Regions from separate parts of the Homo sapiens genome. Here region 1 is linked to region 2. Evidence: read pairs that join two places in POLR2A ChIA-PET (ENCODE). Cell type or tissue: HepG2. All regions are shown on one strand.

Region 1 (4,000 bases), 310 kb before region 2:
TCTTCCTTCCCTCCTCATTAATGAATTTCCAGTCTTTCATCAAAAAATAAAAACAAAAAAACAAACACAAAAAAGGATCTGACAGGGGACATAGTTAAGTGGCTGGCGCGCATGGCTGTGCCGGCTTTAGAGAGAGGAGACAGCCATTTACTGATTGTGAGGAGGGGTTGACATCCTTGGTTAGTATGCTAATTTCATCTCCTGCATTTAACATTCAGATCAGGTCTGTATAGGCCCTCCACAGCCACAGAGTCCAGGGATGGGTGACTGTCTGCCTTGCAGCATTGAACATTCTCTGCATGAATTACATAAATACCCAAACATTCCGCCTGTTCTGACTTCGCTCCCTTTCCCTCCCTCTCGGAGAGACACATAGACACGGAGCCACACTCATACAAGCACACATTTGCCACGATACCTTCACACACGCACACACACACACTGCAGACACAGGTCTCTATGAATGCCAAACACATGCGATGGAGGGTGCCCAAGTCATCCACAGCTGGTTTATTTCCTCCTCATTTGGGTCTCCGTGGCTCACTTCTGCAAAATCTATTTCTCCTGCTCAGGAAACTTGGAATGTACTGGGGAGTCCTAAATAAGGAAGCAATGTGAAATTAAAACCTCAATCAGAAAAGAAGGAGGATATCTTAAAAGGGTGACCTTCCAGTCCCAGAAATCCTTAAAGAGCCCCAATTCCACTCATGTGAAAGAGAACCATTTAGCTCAGTTAACTGAACACCCAGAAAGAAAGAAAATCCAGCTCGTTTTATTACTTGAGGTCCCCACTTTGTCATGTGTGTTTGGAACACTGTATTAAAATCACCAAGCCAAAGCTGGGTGACAACAGAAGAGGAATCCCAAACTGGCACCCCCATGGCTGTCCAAATGGCAGACGATCGCCTGGCACGTTTGCCAGAAACCCAACCAATGGAAAACTTAATTTCCTCAACCTCCTTTTTCCAGCGTCTTTCAGTAACCCTGCAGCAGCTTCTGCAGACAAACAGAGAATCAGCAGCTCCTGCTATCAGAAGGTACATTTGAGGGTTGCTTTTAATAAACTGAAGCAGAAGCCTCCCATAAAAAGGAAAGGACACAGGTTGGTTTTTATTGTTTTGGTTTGATCTGTTCTGGTTTTGGGGTTTTCATTTTTTTTCTCAATGTATGACATCACTGTATACCCTGGCATACCGTAGCTCTTTCCTCTGGACTCTGGTGGTCCCTAATTCTGTCCCCTTGTGCTCACACGATATTCCGTCCTTGGCTAAGGAACATCGAGCAATTCCCGTCGGAGCTTCCCACCGGAGCGACGGGTGTTTTCTCCGAGCTGCAGACTTGATTTGCCTCGATTTTTTTTTTTTTTTTTTTTGGCTCTGGTCCAAGATGTTTTCCTGTCATCATTTCACTGTCTTTTCCAGTAATCCCTTTCTTAAACATTGCCAACAATTAGTCGATCTAACTCTACCACCACCACTACCCCCCACCCCCATATCCACGCAAACACACCCTCCACTGAACCCATCACTGTCTCATCTTGCCTTGAAGTATAAGAAATTACAGCTTCTCATTAGCTGGAGAGCACGATTGGAACGGCTCTGTGTTTACTCACTTAGTAAGTGATGCTGGCCTTTTTAATTATTCTCCCTCCGCGTGCCATCAGAGAGCAGCAAGCTGTCCAAGTCACACCGCACGACTGCGCCTCCTCCGCAAGGCAGTTGGAAGTAATCGTGTTTTACCTCACTGCTGCCGCTGTCTTCCTTGCCTGTCAGCAAGCCAAGGAATCCCCCCAAAGCTCTTACGTAGGAGATACCAAAACTGTGAGTCACTTTGCACTCCCAGAGCAAAGTCCATTGCGTCCTGCACGTAACAGCAGACCCAAGATGGGGGTTTCCTCCAAGCCATCGAGATTCCCTGGGACCAGATGTCCAGTCATCGATTCCTTTTTTCTTGCTATTGCTCCCTCTTTCTCTTCCACCCGTGTCCATTCCTTGGTTTTGAGGTGCTTTTCTCTTTTTCTCTTCCCTTCTGTGTTGCCGACAGCCGCAGACCCAGCAAGAGCTGGGTCCCTCTCGCCTTCTGTTATTTTTTTCCCCCGCAGCAGCCTTTGCCTGCTACCTCTGCAAGCTGGATCACCAAAGACACACGACTCACTCACAATGAATAATCAATACGGATATTGATCTGGGGAAAATGTTTGTAAATTCCTGAAAGGGAATCAGGAGCAGGGGCAGGGAGGCTCGTGGAGGACGACACTGCAGTGCTCCACGGCCGGAGGAGGCAGAACCGCATTTGGATCCCAGGTCTCGCTGGCTCCGAGGTGACGGGTACCGGAATGCGTGCGAACCAGGGTGTGCGAGTGTGAGGAGGGGGTCCTGTATTCTCATTTCTCTACAGCTGCTTTCCCCGAAGAATCAAGAGCCAAATGGTCGGGGAGCTCCCGTCAGCGCCATGTCTTGGCTGCGGGCCAGCACTGTTTTGTTTTCATTATCACACGCTACTTTGCAATTTGCATAAATACAGGGTTATTTTTTATCGTGTCGCCCAAAAGATAGAAAAAAAAATAGAAGTCTTTGTTGTGTGCAAGAGGGGCTTGCTGCCTACTCATCGAGGCTAAGGATTTACCTCCAAGGCAGGGCTTTGGAGCCTATGTAGAGAGCTCCAGAAGAAATATGCAAAGAAGTGGTAATCACAGAGAGAAAAGAATACAGGAGACAAAGAATGGAATTTAACGAGAACTGAAGGGCACTCGGCGTGGTGAAACCCAATATTAGGGATACATTTGCTTCTTGGAGAAGTGGCGTAGACTTAGACAAGCAAAGTAGAGATAAGGACCACCAGGATCTAACCTGTGTCCCTGTTAGACACATTTCACGCTCTCAGCTGGAACGAACTATTGATCCCTGGAGGAAAAGGTATGCAGGACAATGAACACGAACTTGCCTTATCACCCCCTCGCTGCTTCCAAAATGTAGAAAGAGTGAGCACAGATAGAGCGTTCCCTCTCAGCTGCTATGCGCTGATGGTTTTCCAGCAGGTGAGAGGTTTTAAACGTGGTCTTTTTCCCTCACTTGCCCTACATCTTGAGCAGTTCAGCTAAGCTCCCTGAATTGCACTTGCCCTAGTATTGAATGGGATTTGCATTGTCCCCTCGGTTCTCTCGTCTTCAGGAAAGTGAACGCAAGAGTGTGTGAAGCTAAACGACAAGATATAGATGGCTTTCTCCTGCAAGCGCCTCTTGGCTTTGGGGATGAGGCCTCAGATTCCTGAAGTCATATCCCACAGTGATGCTGGGCATGCACCTGTGTCCCGGGGAGTGGTACCTCATTTCAGAAAAGCCTTCCAGCTCTCTCAGGCCATTGGATGGTGGTCCCCGCTCCCAGTCTTGGTCTCGGCTCCTTTCATCTCTCCCCATTCACTCCGTTTTTGCAATTTGGTAATACAATCTCTCTGGGCTCACATCACCCTTTCTCCCATTGCCCTATCTGTCTCCTCCTGGCCTGGCGACAGAAGGGCTGTGTCGCCTTTGAGATAGCTATCTAGAGTGAGACCTCCGCATGAGGATTCAATTCCAGCTCCCCCCGCCCTCCTGTCCTGAAAAGAGCTGTCTGCTTTATCAGCCAGCAGCAGCAGCGGCAGCAGGAACACTGATTTTTTTATTCCTTTTCTGGCTTCTGATTAGCTCTAGCAATCCAATTAGCAGAGGAATTTATATCACACGGGCTGAGGTGCCCCTACTCATCACAGTAGCTCAAACCCACTCATAAATTCTGCCAATCTTACATCTGCCTGTGACATGGATTAATTATAGCACCAGGCCTTCCCGAGTAGGTCTACTGATGAAGGTACATGTGAATATCAGAGTTAAGAAGAGGCAAAAAGGGATGACTTTTGTGTATCACCAAGGATGCATAAAGGCTGCCCAGTGAAGTCACTTTTCTCCTCCATTTGCATGGTGTTCTAAAGAGGCCAAATGGGCCAGAATGGGGCACTAGGGAGG
Region 2 (4,000 bases):
GAGAGAAGGAAGACAAGGAGGAAGGATTACTGTGACACAGGGAGAAGACTCATTGGTGTGGGTCTAAACAAATTTAAATAAAAATTTTTTACTACTGTTTAAAAATGGAAATTATTTTATTTTAACCAATGTCTGACCAAGTGAAACTGACCAAGTGAAATTCTCTGACCAAGTGAAGAAGGAGTGGAGACCTGAAGGTTCTGAATGTTCAAATTCTAAAAGTGAAATTCCAGGGAAGAAATATGGAAATAGATTTTTAGAGGTAATTTCAAGTGAGAACAGCTGAGAAGCCCCTATGCTGGGACTCTCCTCCAGCTCATGGTTCCTAACACCCTGTTCTCTGTCTCCTGACCTCTTGATTGGAGACTTTCCTATAAATTTCGTAAACCTGGGGGAGCTGGCTTCTTGGTAATCCTTTGTGTGTAGGATGTCAGTGGTCTAGAGAGAACTAGCCATCTGGAGGTCTGATGGGCTGTGCCCAGAGGAGGTTGGCCAGGATAGACCCAGAGAACGGGCCAGGAGTAGAAACATTGGTCTCTGCTTTGTGTAGGAGAGGCAGGAGCATGTAATCGCCCCTCATCTGAATACAGCAACTGCTGGGCCTGCTGTCTGTGTTGGAATTTGGCTGATTTACAGAAATGTCATGGGATCTTTGATGCCCATGGGTGGTCGGGACCTATCTCCCACGTGCTGAGCAATTCTAGTTTCATGTGCGAATAATGCCCATATTAAAACAATTAGTATCCATACTCCGAAAAGGAAGAAGGAACCCCAATTCATGTTGATCAGAGACACTTCCAGCTCATTTGAGAAAGGACTGGTAACTTCCACAAGGGCCCGAATATGTTTTTCAAAGTGGATTCTGTAATTCATTTTTAAAGAGTTGTAATACACACAAGTGTTTGGAAAGTGGAGTCGCTGTAGCTCTTTCACCTCTTCCATGGATTTATCTGGCTTTTGTTACTTGGGAAGGGGAGCGAGTGGGCGGGCAGGATAGAGTGAGAGTGTGAGAGAGACAGAGACGCAAAAATACACATTGCTTAGGGGAACTGTTTAGTTGGTTACTATGGGCAATTATATTCTAGCATCTAGTTTGAGTTTAGCTATAAGGGCATATGCAAAATAAAATGATAAGACATTAGAATAATCATGACCCATAACAACATTATTCCTTGTTAAGTTTTTAAAGGTTTCAGTTGATAGATGTGTTTCCAAATTAAAAGAAACAGTGACTTCCAAGATAAAAAGGGAGGCCTGTGCTTTTTAAATAGATCACAGAATTTTGTTTGTAACGTGAAAATAGGTCTCAGTTACCTGCTTCCTCTCTATTGTAATAATTATAAGTTAACTCTTGGGAACATGCTTTCGTGCACAAATATAGGGCCCTTTCAAGAAACTGACATGTGTTATATAATGAGTAGTGGGGGACAGGGGAGTAGCAGTCTGTGCCTCTTTGCATTTTCCTCCTGTCTTCAAGAGGACGTAAAAGCTATGGTCACTGCCCACCCTTGGCTGGTGCCCGTTCCAGCCCCTCTGGGCAGTTTGGTCAGGGAAGGAGTAGGCCCGAAGGTGACACTTGGTTTCCCAGCCCTATAAATTAGACAAATTCTGGACTATTGTAGATGATTGTGCGGGTCCATTTGCTTTCATTCATTCCTTTTTCCTCATTGCTTCAAAGTGAAAGGCAACTCAAGATAAGGGAAAGACACGGGACGGGGTTAAGTGGACACAGGTATGGGCTGCCTGTTAGCAAACCTGGGAAATGTGACCATCAGGATCACCTGTCCTTGACCCCACAGCGTGCGTATGCAGCATTGCTGCGGTGGTTGGGGACCATTTAGCCTGACCTGTGACATGCCTGTACCTCCTGAAATTTCCTGGCATTCAGGGGCCTCTAGAATTCTCTTGCCCTTTCCAGAGTTAGGGACCTCAAGGTTCTTTGTGTTGAACTTTGTGTTTAAAAAGTATAAGCTAGCTCAGTGATGGAACCGTTGACAGGGTAAAAGCGCAGTTGACTCACTCTACAGCTGCATTGACGGTGGGCAAGGATTGGTAGGAAGGAAGAAGTGGGCCAGCTTCTGGGAAGTGGGGGAAGAGTGGGCAGCCTCACGACCGATTTCGATAGCACAGCAATGGCTTTGTGTTAACTCCACATTCCAGCTTGCTCCAGCCCCACAGGTTATTTGCACAGCACACAAAGCACAGATTGTACAATGTATCCAGGTATCACTGGCATTGGCAGTTGACCGCAAATATGAATGGGACCTGTGTGTCCCCGTTGTAAGGCCTTCCCAAACCACCCCCGTGACTGCCTGGACAGAGTTCAGACTTGCCAGCTGGGGCGCCGGAGTAAGACCCATCTGCCTTCTCCGTTTTTGGGTCTATAGGTGCGTTTCTGTAAAGGGTAGGAGGAAATGGGACTGAAGTCCCATAGGACAGAAGTGCCCAGAGGAAGAAAACCCAGGAGGTTAGTTTAATAAGAAGAGAAAAAAGGAAGTTAAAGGGAGGCGGGGGCTAAACGAGAGTGAACGAGAAGGGTTTCTGACAATTAACTAATTCTCCTTGCTCTAACCCATGACAGAATTAATCACACATTAACACACTGACAGCAGAATTGATGTCATATGCAAATTAATAGTTCAGGCTTGGCATTCAACAGCCTGTTGGCTTCTTAGGGCTGGTGTCGTAGTTCTGCGCACCCAGCCGCGGCCTCTCTGTGGGCCTGGTACCATCTCACCCTCATTCGGCCTGAGAATATCCAGGGTGACTTTGTCATGGAAGCAGCATCTCATCCCATCTGCTGGCTTGAAACAACTTATGTCAAAACCCATAACCAGTTCCTTCCATGTTGTTTTCACTGTGGACACAAAGGCAGGTGTATAACAGGAGCCTGGGTTGAGGAACCCTTGGGCTGTAGTACTTTCTTACCTCCTCTTGTAGTTTTACAGTCAGTGACCGTCCTTGTAGGAAATCAGAGGCTGTTTTCTTGAACTATTCCTAGGAAGGGCCTGCGGTGTTGCCCCAGAGCTGCCCTGTTTAACAGAGGGAGCTGGGTTGCAGGGAACAAGGAGGGATAGCAGTATAGCGTCATCAAATCTAAAGTCGTTTAAGTTTTAGTTACATAATACAAAGTGAATTGTTTTATGTGGCTTCAAAGAGGTCTAACCTATTGCAACCAACTCTGAAAGACAAAATGTGAGCCTCTCCTTGATGTTAATAAATAAATAACAAGAAGAAAGAACAGTGTGTTTTATAGCATTTTGACTGCTGAACTTGAGTGCCTGGGGCAAGTGCTAGCTAGCCCGTTACAGCCGACGGCTAACCCACTTGTGAATTCGCCATCTGTGATAATTATTATTTTGACATGTAATGAGTAATCGTGTTGTGAACCAGGCATTGTACACAACTTAAAGACGTGGACCTGCCCAGTAGCCGCGTCTTGAACGTGGTAGGACGAGGCAATTCAAAGTAGGATGAAAACAGTCAACTGTGTATGTTGATCGGGAATGAGTATTGGCATTTTCTTAGTGGTGCTGATTTCCTTAGCTTTTTCATTAGCTCCCACTTCATCTACTTCATCTACTACCAAGGAGAGAGACTTGAGATTGATGAGGTCATGACAGAGATCTGGGAAGCGATGTTGTAGGCTGTGGAATGGTCTTAATTCCTGGGTGCTCCTGGTGGTGTCTGTATATGACATGTATAAAACAGGCTCAGAGACGCATCAACTATATCAGTGCCATGGAAATTAGGTCTCTGGGAAATCATTAACCTGAAATTTTGATTTTATAAATAATGTGAGGTGTTTGCCTCTATCAAGGATACAAGGCATATATATTCATAGCGTCTTTTTTTTTTTTTTTTTTCTGGTCTGAGACAGGTCTCACTCTGTCGCCCAGGCTGGAGTGCAGTGGTGTGATCACAGCTCACTGCAGCCTCTGCCTCCTAGGCTCTACAGATCCTCCCACCTCTGCCTCCCGAGTAGCTGGAACTATAGGCA

What was found. ChIA-PET counts read pairs that join two places held together with the same protein. Peaks named below come from ENCODE experiments on the same cell type or tissue, not always from the same donor. Only the 100,000 strongest peaks of a DNase experiment are listed, where the experiment ranks them.
Region 1: POLR2A ChIA-PET joins it to region 2 with 6 read pairs; 2 of 35 experiments call an interaction of 5 or more read pairs at or near these places.

Annotation. Positions count from the first base shown.
Region 1 is chr16:73,230,481-73,234,480 of GRCh38, reverse strand. ZFHX3-AS3 (ZFHX3 antisense RNA 3) reads right to left here and starts at 1,700. Exons shown (of 2, transcript XR_007065112.1): 1 at 1,613-1,700. It also overlaps a transcript of ZFHX3 not described here. RefSeq lists an enhancer at 1,099-2,298. In HepG2, no CTCF peak of the experiment used is centred here; a DNase peak (open chromatin) is centred at 1,810; H3K4me3 peaks cover 712 bases; H3K27me3 peaks cover 2,897 bases.
Region 2 is chr16:72,923,317-72,927,316 of GRCh38, reverse strand. All of the region lies in intron 3 of ZFHX3 (zinc finger homeobox 3), which reads left to right. Among named protein-coding and RNA genes, the nearest start is that of ZFHX3, 120 kb to the left of the region's middle. In HepG2, no CTCF peak of the experiment used is centred here; a DNase peak (open chromatin) is centred at 2,166; H3K4me3 peaks cover 696 bases.